Linked DNA regions of Homo sapiens: region 1 is linked to region 2. The links are chromatin loops, found by intact Hi-C in ENCODE. Cell type or tissue: IMR-90. All regions are shown on one strand.

Region 1 (8,000 bases), 220 kb after region 2:
GATTTTTACTTTCGACTCCTGGAAAGTGTTCTATCTCTAAACGGACTATCATTAATTTGTATAATATATGTGATTAGGCAAACAAACAAAAAAGGAAGGAAGGAATAAATATAATTACGTTAGAAGAGAATGTTTTGTAGCTTACTTATTTCTTTTATGGCCTCAATATATTGAAAGATATGTGACTAAGGAAATATCAGTCTATCTCTTTTTTTCTCTTACACATTACTGTCAAGTCCTGCAGAATGCAAGATGGCACTGGAATACTATGTTCCATTCTGTTTCATTAAGAGACTTAACCCATTATTAGATTTCTGAGTTATTTTGCTGGTCCTTTGGCAAATAGGTAAATAAATTGCTGGAAAAAGTCCTCATCAGTCATTTGTTTATTAAACTAATATTTATTGACCCTACTATGAGCCGACAAGATTCTATTAGGTGAACGAAACAGACTAAAATCCCTGCCTTCATGGAGCTTACATCCCAGTGGAGGAAGGACAATAAAACAAGCAAATAGAGAGTTAAGTCATACGGTAATGAGAATGGAAGAGGAATGGGGTTGGGGAGAGGGCGCTAGGGAGGTGGTAGCAATTTTAAAGGGTGTGAAAAGGTCTCCATGAGAGGATGGCTTACGACATTCGAGCAAAGATCCAAAAGGTATGAGGGAGGGAGGCATGGAAATAACTGTAGAAAGAGCCTTCCAGGCAGAGGGAGCAGGGCTGGCAGGATTGAGGAATGGCAAGGAGGTCAGTGCAGCAGAGTAGAGCAGTCTAGGGGATGAGTGCGATGAGCTGAGCCAGGGAGGTGAGGGACAGAAGGGCAGGGCAGATTGTGGAGGGCACTGTGGGCCATTGTTAAGACTTTGGCTTTCACTCTGAGGCAGATGGGAAGTCACACAGGGGTTGAACTAAGGAGAAGCATAAAATGGCACATATATTTTAAATTATTGTATAGCCATTGTGTTGAGCACAGACTATAGAGGATCAAGGGGAGAAACAGGAGGCTCTGCAGGAAGCTGTTGCAGTTATCCAAGCAAGAGAGGATGGGGGCTCAGACCAGGGGGTTGCAGCATCCATGGTGAAAAGACCCCCTGCAGATGACTTCCCACCCAGCTGTTCATGGGACTAAGAGATGTCACAGGTTAAGTCATATTTTTTTGGAAAAGTTTTTCTTAAAAAATAGTCAGCAGGGTGCAGTGGCTCACGCCTGTAATCCCAACACTTTGGGAGACCAAGGCGGGCAGATTACCTGAGGTCAGGAGTTCGAGACCAGCCTGGCCAACATGGTGAAACCCTGTATCTACTAAAAATATAAAAATTAGCCAGGTGTGGTGGCAGCCGCCTGTAATCTCAGCTCCTCGGGAGGCTGAGGCAGGAGAATTGCTTGCACCCAGGAGATGGAGGTTGCAGTGAGCCGACATGGTGCTATTGCACTCCAGCCTGGGAGACAGAGTAAGACTCCATCTCAAAAAAAAAAAAAAAAAGTCATTGTCGGACAGGCACAGTGGCTCACACCTGTAATCCCAGCACTTTAGGAGGCTGAGGTGGATGAATCACCTGAAGTTAGGAGTTCAAGACCAGCCTGGCTAAGATGGTGAAACCCTGTCTCTACTTAAAAATACAAAAATTAGCCGGGTGTGGTGGTGGGCGCCTGTAATCTCAGCTACTCAGGAGGCTGAGACAGAGAATTGCCCGAACCCGGGAGGCAGAGGTTGCAGTGAGCCAAGATTGCACCACTGTACTCCAGCCTAGGAGACAGAGGGAGGCTCCATCTGACAAAAAAAAAAAAAAATAGTCATTGTGTTTTTTTGGGTTTGTTTGTTTTTTGTTTTTTGTTTTTTTGAGATGGAGTCTCACTCTGTCGCTCAGGCTGGAGTGCAGTGGCATGATCTTGGCTCACTGCAACCTCCGCCTCCCAGGTTCAAGCAATCCTCTGCCTCGGCCTCCTGAGTAGCTGAGATTACAGGTGCCTGCCACCACACCTGGCTAATTTTTGTATTTTTAGTAGAGACGGGGTTTCACCATCTTGGCCAGCCTGGTCTTGAACTCCCGAACTCGTGATCCACCCGCCTCAGCCTCCCAAAATACTGGGATTACAGGCGTGAGCAACTGCACCCGGCCTAGTCTTTGTCTTTAATAAAAGTATAGAAATTTTTTGAAAGCCAAAAAGTCAACATTTACAAATGGGAAAATGGTATCAAAGGGTTATTGTTAATGAAATCAGAACCACAGCAATACCTCTATTTTTAAGGGCCGAGGTTTATTCATTGGAGTTTCTATTTAGGCAACAATTAAATAAGAATTTTCATTTACTTGTACCCTCACTGTGGAAACTCTTTCTTACACATAATTGGCTCACTTCCCTACCTTTGTAAATGTTATATAGTGAGCAAAATCAAATTAATTCAATCTTTGATGATAGAAGTTTTGCATTACCTCAGAATCCTACTTCTCACCAATAATTCATACTAAACAGATGTTTGGATAAAGATGTAAAAGATACATGAGATAGGCCTGAATTTATACTGAATCACAGAACGTACCTTAGATATTTGATTATTTCTTTAAAATACCTTATATGTTTGGCTTCTCGTTATTGCAAATTTTTCTTCTAAGAGTAGATTACAAATGAACTCTAGTTAATGGAATTATAGAGAATCAAAATGTGGTTTTTTCCCTTTTGATTCCCAGCATTTGAGGGCCACAGTGCACATCACTTGCCAACTCTACAGAAGATTATAGCACATATCAAATAAGTACTGAAATTTATCATCTTGTTTCTGAAATAAACATACTGTATTACGGCCGGGCGTGGTGGCTCATGCCTGTAATTCCAGCACTTTGGGAGGCTGACGTGGGTGGATCACAAGGTCAGGAGATCGAGACCATCCTGGCTAACACGGTGAAACCCCATCTCTACTAAATATACAAAAAATTAGCCGGGCATGGTGGCGGGCGCCTGTAATCCCAGCTACTCGGGAGGCTGAGGCAGGAGAATGGCGTGAACCCAGGAGGTGGAGCTTGCACAGTGAGCCAAGATTGCGCCACTGCACTCCAGCCTGGGTGACAGAGCGAGACTCCGTCTCAAAAAAAAAAAAAAAAGAAAAGAAAAGAAAAAAAAACCATACTGTATTACTAAACTCAATCATGTTATTCAAAATATGGATCAAAACACCTCCTTTCCTGATGAGCCTGTACTTCTATAGCCTCCCCTGCTGTTCTCACTCCAGCAACATTTTTCTGGACTGTCAGGACCACTAACCAGATTTTCCAACCAAGAATTATTTATATCCTCCTGTGCACTTCAGTGAAACTAATTTGAGTTGTCTTTCTTTTTCACTGGCTTCTCAATAAATCTTGCTGGTAGTTTAAATAGAAATATCATCAAGTCAGGCTGGAATGTGGCAAAAATTACCATTGTTAAGCCCAGAGATTAAGTGGTAAAAGAAAAAAGAGACTGGAAAATATGAGGCAAGAACTTTTTGATAAACATGAGACACAACAGAAAATATGCAAAGCTTCACAGTGTATACATAAGAAAAAAATTCCAAAGGAATGGTGCAAACATAGTGTATTAGTTTTCTAGGGCTACCATAACAAAATACCGCAGACTGGGTGGTTTAAACAAGCAGTCCCCAAGCTTTTTGGCACCAGGGACTGGTTTCGTGGAAGACAATTTTTCCACATCCCAGGGGTATGGGGATGGTTTGGGGATGATTCAGACACATTACATTTATTGTGCACTTTATTTGCATTATGACACTGCAATATGTAATGAAATAACTATACAACTCACCATAATGTAGAATCAGTGGGAGCCCTGAGCCTGTTTTCCTGCAACTAGATGGTTCCATATGGGGGTGATGGGAGACAGTAACAGATCATCAAGTATTAGATTCTCATAAGGAACACGCAACCTAGATCCCTCTCCTGCGCAGTTCACAATAGGGTTTGCTTTCCTTTGAGAATCTAATGCCACCGCTGATCTGACAGGAAGCGGAGCTCAGGAAATAAAGGATGCAAACAATGGGAAGTGGCTATAACTACAGTTGAAGCTCTCCCACCACTAACCTCCTGCTGTGTGGCCCAGTTCCTCGCAGGCCACGGACCACTATCAGTCCGTAACCTGGGGGCTGTAGATCCCTGGCTTAAACAATAGTAATTCATTTTCTCACAGTACTAGAGGTCAGACATCTGAGACCTAGGTGTCAACAGGATTGCTTTCTCCCAAGGCCTCGCTCCTTGACTTGTAGACAGTTGTCTTCATGTTCACACAGCATTCCCTGCAATGTGTGTCTGCGTCTACATTTCCTCCTTTCCTTGGCTTATAGTTGGCTGTCTTCTCCTTGCGTCTCTTCACATGGAGTGCTCTGTGTATGTGCATCTGTCTCTAAATTTCCCCTTTTTATAAGGACTCCAATCATACTGAATTAGCGCCCACCCTGATGACCTCATTTTAACTCTTTAAAGCCTCTATCTCTAAATATAGTCACATTCCAAGATACTGGGAGTTAGGACTTCAATGTATGAATTGAAGGGCCATAAAATTCAGCTCATAACACACACCATTTAGGAAAAGTATAGAGAATACACCCATTGTCACCTGTTAGCTGTTTAATAAACTATGGTTTTTGATTGTTTGAACACCAAAAATATGCTAATCCCAGAATATAGCATTTGACATACTTACTCTATATGTGAAGAGTGACCACCAAGTCTTTGTGTGACCCACCAAACCCATGGTAGAAACAGAAAGTGGCTGAAGGCCCTGAAATCTAGCACACTCTCTGTTCAGCTCTGCCTTCAAGGAGCAGTCACTAGTCAGCCTCAGTATGTGCCTTATGAAGAATGTTTCTTAACCAAGTGTCCCAACATTTTGCATAATTCAGGAAGCCAGGTAGAAAGAATTGCCTTGTGTTTTCTGAAAGACACTTACCACAGAAAGAGACATCCCTTTGAGCTTTATTTTTTTTCCACTAACACTGCAGCTTCCATCTTGGGCCATAGATACGGAGTCCAAATTCAAATCAGGGCTAACATCAGACAGATATTCATGGTGGCCATCACTAATTATTTATGACTCTCATGAGCCTGGACCTGACTTCAGAATCTTTCTCAACACAGCCACTACCAATCGATTGGGGTTGACGCATAACGTAAAATTTATTTAGCATCTTTGGTCCAAACAAAGTAGGCTGCCAGAAGCCTCTTTCCATAAGCAGACCCTTCAGCCGGGATTACCAAACCAATTCAGTCTTAATTCTTGACTGGCTAAGCTGGTATTGGTCTCTTTGTTTATGAGAACCATTCTAAAAATGTTGGTCCGGGCAGGGGTAGATCTGGTTTTTGTGGAGACTGAAGCATACAATTTGGAGGAAGAAAATCTCCTTTAATGAAAAAAGTGAAAAATTATAAATTAGAATTTCTAGAGCCTCTCCCAGGGCCTTGGAAGAGTTCCATGCAAGTGAGAGGCCCAAAGCTTAAGTTTCATTAGCCTCAGCCTGGTATATCTGGCCCTGCCACAAGAAAAAAGCTGCCTCAAAATCAAAACTCTTCTGTAAAGAGGGTTCATTCCCTCACCCCCATCCCCTATTCACACACACTCGCCTCCTTTAGCTCCTGTATGTCTGTATCTTGCTCTAAATGGTCTCTATTACAATTGCCTTTCTTTGTCCCCCAATCAGTTTGGATTCATAGGTAGGTACAGGATGGGCAAGTTAGGAGATTCAAGACTAGGGCTGCGCTTGAGAAACACCCAAGCCTCAGAGGGTATTGTCATCTTATTTAGAAAGGGAAATGTATTTGGTTACCTCTGCTTCTGAGGTTAAACAGAGGTCACGTTTTTAGTGAATTAGAGACAAGTCTCCAGGACTTAGCATATAAAGACAAGCCAACCCTCTCATATACAATTGAGAAGCTGAGTGTGGAGGTTTGAAATGTAGTGTACAATTTACATAAAGAATCTAAAGCCTTCTTATTCTTAGGGAAAGGAATCAATATCACTGTGCACTTCCACAGATATTCAAAGTTATGAAAGCAGATGTGATAGACCAAATAGGCTTTGTCCAAGTCTGAACGTCAGAAAAGGCAATGGGACTCTTGAGGGAAAAAGAGTCTTTAAGAGTTGAAGGAGATAAAAATAGACAGTGGGTCCTTGCTCTAAGATGGTCAGAAGGGACCTTGGTGCTGGATTCACCTAAACTTCATGGAGATCACACTGACCCTAGTACCCTTCCAAAGTAGCTACAAACAAGTGGACAGGCTGGGAGACCACTGTTACTACGGAGCTGTAACTTTGGGAACACAAACCTTCTTTAGAACAGAATGTTCATAGCTGAACATAAAACTGATGATAGAGACACATATTTTACACATTTGCCTTCCCCTTCCCCCTAGCCTCTCCCTTCACAGATATCACTCTTTTTGTGTAGCATTTCCTGGAGCATCCATGACCCCGTGAATCCAGTTCTTCCCACAAGGGGCAGTGGTAGTGGTTTTGGTGACGGCAGCATGCCTGGGATTCTGTCGCATCCCCAGCATCTGGGAGTCCTTCACAGGCCCTATCTTAGGGAAGCTTTTTGGTATAGTGGAAAAGGATGTGGAAATACGGGCAACCTAGGTTTGAACCCTGGCTCCAACATGTACCAATTGTATGGCTGTAAGTAATTTAACTTACCTCTGTGAACCTCAGTTTCTTCATCTGTAAGCTGAAGTCACCGTGGGCAACAACCAAGTAGATTTGTCTAACATGCACAGCATGATCCCCAGCACAGCGTGTGCTCAGAAAATATTGGTTCCATAACTTTGCACTCCCAAAGACTTCCCTGGTAATGTTTGACCAATAACAAGTTTTAATTTGGAATACGGTCAAATTTAGAATGTAGTCAAAACAAGTCCTCTTATTATCACCATCACCTGTACATCACTGTTGTAATCCACCGGAAGCTATGGTCACACAGTTGTAAGGAGCTGTGGAGGATAAAAAGGCCATGCCCATCACCAGTGGGGCTTAGGTTTGAACACTGAATAAACACCGGGCAATGAGATAAGAAAACTAGGCATCACTCAGCTTGGATTGGATAATAAAAAACAAACCTCCCAAAACACAGATATGAGATATCAATAAAAAACAAAATGTATATGGAATCAATGACTATAACCTGAAGTAACTTGTTTTGGAGCAGACAGGAAAGCAAACAAGCAAGCTGGCTTCAAGAAACTTTACTGGCAATCCCCACCTTAGATGGATCATTTACTTACTGTGAATTCTCTCCACCCTTAAGTACAGAGGTTGGGCTGCCTCACCCTACACTTACCTATGTTCACTTGTCATTCTGTTTCAGGTTTTAGCTCCTTAAGTTAATTGTCAATTCCAGCAGGGAAGAAATAATTATTTGTTTCTTTGGTATGCTCCCCTTGAGTAGGAACACAAGAAATAAAAAGAAAAAAAGGAGCAAGAAGGAAGAAGGAAGGGGACAGGAAAGAAGGAAGAAGTAAAAAGAGAGCAGAAAGGAAGATCTGCTTCAAAAGGAAGGCTGAACTTTGCAGCAAAGTATCCTGTAGCAAAGTACCTCCATGCTAGGAACCTGGCCAGCTGCAAACTGCTCTTCGCTATTCTACTGAACTTGATGCATCCATCTTCCTATAATAGATACTTGTTGGAGGATTCAGCATAAGGAAGCATCTGCCATGTTTGACCTGAATCATCATCAATAAAGCAATAAACTCTTTTATAGCTTTTATTGGTCATTAGTGAGTAATTAAATGTGGGAAACAAATGCAATATTTTCCAGGACAGCTGTTACACAAAGGGATAAGGCAGCAGAAATAATTGCACAACCGCTTTTATAAAGAGATTTGTCTTTGAATCTAAATCCAGGTATTTTCCTATAATGGCAATACCTAAAACAAGAAATAAGTAACACTGGCAGAAGAACTTGAGAATGAGCAGTTCTCAAGTCCCCTTAGATCCTACACCACTATGATAGAAGGGATCTTTAC
Region 2 (8,000 bases):
AAACTGAGACCCCTTGAGATTGCGTTTTTAAAGTAATGTTGAAAAAGATTCTACTGCTGAACATTTATTTTCGGTCTCTAATGAAGGGAGAGAGTAACCTTCATTCCTGAAGAGTTGTGACAATGTAAACATAAAACATTTATCTAGAATTTGGTCAGAGGAGCATATATGAAAGTCACCAGAATGTGCTAAATCATGACCATGACCATAACAATAGAAACGGGAGAAAAAAAGTTGTCAGAAGCTTAGAGCCATGTTTTCATAGGGGTGGAGGGGCACAGAGAGGATGTATTGCTCTTCGTCTATCTTGAGCAAATGTTTGCTTTGGTCTATTTTTACTTCCTCTCCCACTTCCTACTAAACATGTCGCACTAGAGTCAGTCATGTCAATATTTAAAGGGACTCATTTAGCAGCTGCATTGTCTCCACTTCCCGTCATCACGGAACACTAATGTTAGCTGTTGTCTACTTTCAAAATAAGTTTTAAACATAGTTATCTCCATCCTTATGCCCTCTTCCCACAATTGACTTCCACATTTTCAAATCAAACCACTTCTAATAATAGTTCATCAGTTCTGAAGTTCTACTTTGTGTTTCATATTCAGTGTTCCAAAGAAGCTGAAGGAAAGATACAAAATTAATGTATTAATTCAATTTACTGACCTTCTGAATCAGATCTCTCCAGTAGCAAACCCTGGGCATCTGCATTTTCTTATTTTTTAAATAATTGCCTTTCCTTATTTAAAACTTTTATAATCAGGGGCCGTGCGCAATGGCTCATGCCTGTAATCCCAGCACTTTGGGAGGTGGAGGGAGGTGGATCACCTGATGTCAGGAGTTTGCGACCAGACTGGCCAACATGGTGAAACGTGAAACTCTGTCTCTACTAAAAAATACAGAAATTAGCCAGGTGTAATGACAGGTGCCTGTAATCTCAGCTACTTGGGAGGCTGAAGCAGGAGAATCGCTTGAACCCAGGAAGCAGAGGTTGCGGTGAGCTGAGATTGCGCTATTGCACTCCAGCCTGGGTGACAGGAGCAAAACTGTATCAAAAAAATTAAAATTGAAATTAAAACATTTATTAATCAGATTTAAATATTTTGAACTGACTGTTTTTATTTCTTAGTGTTCTTTGTGTTTTTTTTTTTTTTTTTTGGCCTTTTGTTCTGCTTTCCAGGAAATGCCTCAATTTTGTCTTCCAAACTTTTCACTGAATTTCTTATTTTGCCATCATATTTTTAATTCCCAATGTCTCTTTTCTATTCTCCTAATGTTTATTTCCTCATAGTACCCTGTACTTATTTTCCTCCATAGATACATTATTTTCTCTACAAGGGTGTTGAAATTATAGTTCCTTTGACGTTTTCTCCTTTTCCTTGCATTATCCGTAATGAAATTTGAAAATTTCAGTGGAGAGTTTCTTTGTTCCTTGTTTGTCCTGAGGAAGGAAGAAAGTGGAAGCTTTCTTGAAATATATGATGGACAGTGCAATAAAAACTCTAATTCTCCCCCACTTCCTGTAGTCAACCCATTGTCATGTGACTTTGCAGTTCCCCTAATTGGAGGCAGAATCTGTCTCCCGAACCCTTGAATCTGAGCCAGTCTTAGGACTTCCTTTGGCTAATACAACTTAGCAAACATGACGATGTGCCAATTCTGAACCTAGGCCTCAAGAAACTTTGTATATTTCTGCTTATGCTCTCTCTTGCATCTCTGTCATCCCCATTAACCATGCCCAGGCTAGTCAGCCAGAGGACAAGGAACACATAGAGCAGAGCCAAGTTGCCCCAGTTATTCCAGCTAAGTCTACTCTAGACCAGCCAAGGCCAGCCAACCTCCAGACATAAGAGCAACTCCAGCCAAGATCAAGCAAAGTCCACAGCAGACCAGCCTAGACAAGGGAATAATAAATGTTTCTTAAGTATGTCCTTGAGATTTTGTGGTTGTTGGTTACACAGTGTTATCAGGGCAATAGACAACTGATATAGAGAAGTGGTCAGTAGCCAGATGTAGAGGATCATGTATGATGCATCAAGAAATTTAAATTTATGCTTACAAAAAAAAAAAACACACAACAACAACCCTGAAGTGTCTTAAAAGGGGAAGAACATAGGCTGGGCATGGTGGCTCACACCTCTAATACCAACACATTGGGAGGCCGAGGCGGGCAGATCACCTGAGGTCGGGAGTTTAAGACCAGCCTGGCCAACATGGTGAAACTCCGTCTCTACTAAAAATACAAAAATTAGCCAGGCATGGTGGTGTGTGCCTGTAATCCCAGCTACTTGGGAGGCTAAGGCAGGAGAATCACTTGACAGAATGAGACTCTGTCTCAAAAAAAAAAGAGGGATATGGGGAAGAACGTGATTTGATTTGCATTTAGGAAAAGCAATTCTGGCTACAATGTGTTTGTTCAGTTGAAAGTAGAATCTCTTATAATAGTCCAGGTAAGAGATGAGTGCCTCAATGAGGGCAACAGCAGTGAAGATGGTAACGAGAAGACGAATACCAGAAATGCCAAAAAGGTAAATATTATAGCATATAGTAACCGGTTGGTTGTGGAAGAAGGTAAGGAAAGATTCTGGTATGTTTCCCAGATACGGGGTTTTGAGGCCATGAAATGAACTGGAACTAAATTCAGGGAGAAGATATATTAAGCTCAGTTTTGCTATACTGAATTTGAATCCTTATGGGACATTCAAGTAGATGTTGGGCAGCCCATTTTATGTATAGCTCTGAAGGTCAGGGTACAGCTCAATTTTAAATAGCAATATTAATTTAGGAAACTACAGTGATGGATAGTAAATACAGCCATGAGTTTGGATGAGAACACTCAGAAGGAGGGTATATATTGAGAAGATGGCCAAAGACAGAGGATGGGGGATAAACAATGTTTAAGATGCTTGTTGAGAATGGAGGCACAGCAAAGTGGGGGGAGGTGGGGTGGGGAATCTCAAAGAGGAACACTTTAAAAAGAGAATGATCCGTGGTATCTATTTGGTGTGAACTGTATCTCTCCCGTTAGCAATGCCCATCTAAAATTTTAAAAGGATTTAAAGATCAAGAACTCAACATTGCAATGACCTCTACAGAATTATTTTTCAAACGAAATAAATAATTTTGTATGCATTGGCTCCTATGAATCTGACACCAAAGTGCTAAGTTAAAATATTTCTGGGCCAGACACAGTGGCTCATGCCTGTAATCCCAGCACTTTGGGAGGCCAAGGAGGGTGGATCATTTGAGGTCAGGACTTTGAGACCAACCTTGCCAACACAGTGAAACTTGTCTCTACTAAAAATATAAAAAATTAGCCAGGCATGGTGGTGCATGCCTGTACTCCCAGCTACTCAGGAGGCTGAGAGAGAAGAATCACTTGAACCTAGGAGGTGGAGATTGCAGGGAGCCAAGATCGTGTCACTGCACTCCAGCCTGGGTGACAGAGCGAGACTCCATCTCAAAAATAAATAAATAAAATAAAATATTTCTAAAAATATTTTAAAGAATCACGTCAAAAACTGTAGAATCACCTTTTAAGTCTCATGAAATTTAAGAGAGAGAAGAAGAATTATCCTTAGCATCCATAATGTGTTCTTTTCTTTCTATTACTAATTCCAGGTAACTTTCCCTAGCAAGCACTAGAACAATGGTCAGCAAACATACAGGTCGTCTCTTTCTAGTACAGGGCACTCTGATTGTCTGATTTTTTAAAAATAACTTCTCATTCACATCAGCTGATTTAAAAACGAGCTAGGAAGCATTTAGGCCAAATGTGCAGGGACTTCAAGGAGCCTACATGTTTTGATCTTCTGTGACGTACCTCCATTTTAATCTTGCTATTTTACAAGACAGATTAAACATAGATAAATTAGTCTGCTGTGTTAAGGTTGTTTTGTTCTTATTAATGTATACTCCTGAGAAGCTTATTTTATGAGCTTCCCCTTATAAATGAGGGTGAAAGTAACACTCCCAGAATGTAAGGCAATCCATCCAATATTTAAAAGTCATTCACACTGAGGATTTCTTGAACGATGCGGTTATACAGCTGTCACTGCACTCTAAGTTGTGCAGATTTTACCAAAGCAGTAAATTTCAGAGAACAGTGGGCTTTACAAGCAATAGACTAAGTAAGGTTCATTTTAGGTCTCCCACCTTAAGGAGGAAGGAGACTATAGCAGCTGCTCTAACCACCGGAGGGGGCCATTTCATCAAATTCAAGCCTGCCTATATTTAAGCAAAACTATTTTTTGTTATCGGCAGGCTTCCCATCTAGAAGTGAGAAGTGCTTGCTTACCATTTTCAAATGAGAAGAGCTAGGACCCTCCCTTGGTTGGGGCTTGTATTGAGAGGGTGCCTCAAACCCTTGATCACCCCGTTAGGACTGAAATAGTACTAGCAGGACCACAGGGGATGCACTTGTCCACAAGGAAATAAGTGCTACTTGCTTTCGTATGGACAAACTAACACATTGCTAATCTGCAATAGTAAGCACATTCCTTATGGAAAACGTACCCTTAAAAAAGCTCACGAAACTTGGGGGCAGGTGAAGAGGGATTCCTTTTTAAATTTACTCACATTATTTCACCAGCATTTCTCCAATATCCTTGGAGATATTGGTCGTTAAGAACAGGAGCTTTTTAGTCATATAATGGCTCTGCCTGTTTCAGCAGCCAAGAACAAAAGCCCAACTCAAAGTAGTTTTGTAAAGATAGAGACATATATTGGATCACATAGCTGAAAGGTCCAGATACATACTCTCTTCAGGAACAGCCAGCTTTGGAATTTAATATATTGAGGATGCTATTGCCTTGTCTCCATCTCCTGGCTCTGCTTTCTTGTGTGTTGACTTCAATATCTGGCAGATTTTCTTCTCATGGTACCAGGTGGGCTCAGCCCGCTCCAGATTTAAGTGGCTCTTATACCCAGGGACCTCTTTTCCAATAGCTCCAGCAAAAGTGCAGGCCTCAGTATGGCTCAGACCACTTTAGGACATGTGCCCACCTAAGCCAGGCCTGCGTCCTGTGCTGTCCCATGACTACCACCACTATAAAGCCTGGAGAGAGAGAAGGGTAAAACTGTGAATGCATGGAGTTGACTGCGTAGAGTGAGAATGAGAAACGGCTGGTCTCCTAAAAGCAAAACAAACAAACAAACAAAAAAAGACATTATTTCTGAAAGAAGGAAGGGAGGCTAGACATACAGAAAAGCTTTATGTCTCTTACAGTTTGTAAAGCACTTACCACAGTGCTTGGAACATAAAAAGAACTTTAAAAAATAGTAGCTAAAAGAATTAATAAAGTAATTATAATGATGATGATGTTTTTGAGAACCAAATAGATGATGATATACTCTGAAGATAAGATCATTGCCACTTATTTCAGTATAGAACACACCGTTCTTTGTACAACTTATTAACTGATCTATTTAACTGCAAACTTGGATATAAATGATGTCAGTGCTATATGATTATTATTAAGAAATAATGAAAAGGCAAAGAAAGCATATTCAGTGACTCAAAAAAAATTGGCATTTGAATGCAGATAATTTTGTGTTCTAGCAAATGGCTGGTTGAGTGGGGACCTGAGGAACCTGTTTTGTCTTCCTGCTTCAGTTATTAGGATGTGCCATTGGGTAAATTTGTATCTCATTTGCCTTTGAGGAGAAATCCCTGTTTCAGGCAGAAAGCCCATCAAAATGACTGCCAGCCACTGGGCATTTTTTCAGGGGGTCTTCCCAGACTGAAGTCGATCCCTCCACCTCTCTGGCTATCCAAAGCACTCCGCAATATAAGGCCATCTCTGCTTTGCATACTGCTCCAACTAGGGTTGACCTCCTCTATCTCACAGCCTATAAAGTCACTGACAAAACCAGAAAACTTACTTTAGGGAATTTTGTTTCTATAGCACAATGTTGACCCTTCATCTTGCTCTTTTGTATTGTCCCTGTATATTTTTCATGGTGTACCTTATTCTCCACATCTACCCCCTTGCAGTTTGTGTTTGGTGATTCTGAAGTACCTATGCATCTTTTAAATATGCTATACTTTATCTTCTCTTTGCAAAACCACTTCTTGAATATGGAATGGGATCCTACACTCTGCCAGCCTTTTCCCCACTTTCAATCTTCACCTGATTACATTCTACTTATCCTACTTAGCTTAGATGTCCTCTCCTAAGTCTTCCATGACCCTAAAAGTTAGGACAGGTGCTCCTATACTTTTCCAGAGCCTCTCCAGCAGTTCAGGTATACATTTTCTCTGTGAATATTACCAATGCAAAATCTTCAATAAGGCTTTGATCTACTTAGCAAGTCAAAAATAGATCACAGGAGAAAAATTAGAGAACAATTTAATCCTAAATGTCATTGTACTCACTAAAAGTACATGAGGAGTTCAACAAAAGAGAAAATTAAGGAAGGTTTTAGGGAATGGTGTGTTTTATTCATCACAGTATACTTAGCCCTGGGCTCAGTGCCTAGAACATAGAGATAACACATATCAATACCCAGACAATCAAATAGAATAATGTGGACTTGGAAAAATGCCCAAGGGATGGAGGGAAAAATAGAGGGAGGAATGGAGGGCAGGGACATCTAGTGCAATGCTGAGTGTGAACTGCATTTGAACACACAGGTCTGAGTAGATTATTATTGTATCTGGTTTACATTTGTTATAAAACTAGATGAATTATACCATCTTTGCTCTAAAGCAGAGGTAAAAAACACCTTTTAAAAAGAGGATAGGAAAAAATCAACCACAAAGTGGTATATGCGCCTGTAGTCCCAGCTACTCCAGAAGCTGAGGAGGGAGGATATCGTGAGCCCAGGAGTTCAAGACGAGCCTGGACAAAATAGCAAGACCCAGTCTCTTAAAAAAAAAAAGCGTGTGGAGGTTTACAGCAAAGAGGATAAGGGAAGTAAGAATGATAAGCCACATCTACAGAGTAGTATGTTTTATAGTCTTACTCCTAGAATGTCTAAGAACAAATATCTGAAATTGTCTGCAATGGATTCTGTTTTAAAGAAGAATGGTTTTTAATCAAGTCAAACACTTTAAACTTTGATCGGGAACTGAGAAATCACATAACTCTTATCCTAAACAGCATCTCTCAGACAAATCTGGGATGTATTTCCTATGAAACAGAAAACAATACATTAGCGGTGTGAACCATAATAGAGTTCTGGGTGATCTATTGTTTATCAAGCCATCAGTCTGTATACATCGCTTGTAATGAAATAATCACTCCACAGGAACTTAATACAGTCTGGGAATGATCTTTGAGTGTTGTACCCAGGGAACCTAATAATGAGACTTGAAGCAACTGTGTAAGAGAAACAGAAAAACAACCCAAGCTGTTATCTCTTATTGAGTCTATTTTCTCATAGAGAATCCTGAGAAAACAAAGGACATTTTGTTTGAAGTGTTTTTGCCTTCTTCAAGTCTGAGAAAAAAAATTTTTTTCCTTTGAAGTACTTTCAAATTAAACATTGTGAAGCCTATTTCTTCCTTTACATCTGAAATATTTACTAATTCTGAAATCAGAAAATTTCGCCTTTCAAAATATATTTAATTAGCATCTACTTGTTCATGAACTAGACATTGTGGGGAATACAAGAGAAATAAAATTACAACAGCATCAACTGAGAACTGGTTAAAAATGCAAGTTATTAGGGTCCACCCAGACCTATGAATCAGAATCTGCATTTTAGCAAGATCCCAGGTGATTTGTATGTGCTTTGTAATTTGAGAAGCAATATTATAACTGCATATAGGGTTTTGTTTTTGTTTTTTAATACTGTTACCTGGATCCCAGTCCCAGAAATTTTTATTTAATTTTCATGGGGGTGCAGCCCAGCCATCATGACTCTTCTAAAGTGCAACAGAGTATAAGAACAGCTGCCCTTCAGTCAGTGAAGCTACCCAGCCATTTTGATCCTTGCAGCCTAGGCTCTTGCTAAAATGTGGATTCGGAGTCATTTGATCTGTGCTGGATCCTGAGAAT

The links. Hi-C counts contacts between places; a loop is a spot of excess contacts. Peaks named below come from ENCODE experiments on the same cell type or tissue, not always from the same donor. Only the 100,000 strongest peaks of a DNase experiment are listed, where the experiment ranks them.
Region 1: it touches region 2 in a loop (9-fold over the local background); 3 of 110 quality-filtered maps call a loop at or near these places.

The regions. Positions count from the first base shown.
Region 1 is chr1:185,449,592-185,457,591 of GRCh38, reverse strand. No RefSeq gene overlaps it. Among named protein-coding and RNA genes, the nearest start is that of CBSLR, 140 kb to the right of the region's middle. In IMR-90, no CTCF peak of the experiment used is centred here; a DNase peak (open chromatin) is centred at 3,611; H3K27ac peaks cover 524 bases; H3K27me3 peaks cover 305 bases.
Region 2 is chr1:185,666,730-185,674,729 of GRCh38, reverse strand. All of the region lies in intron 1 of LOC107985239 (a long non-coding RNA gene), which reads right to left. Among named protein-coding and RNA genes, the nearest start is that of GS1-204I12.4, 24 kb to the right of the region's middle. In IMR-90, a CTCF peak has its summit at 4,189 (motif pointing right); no DNase peak of the experiment used is centred here.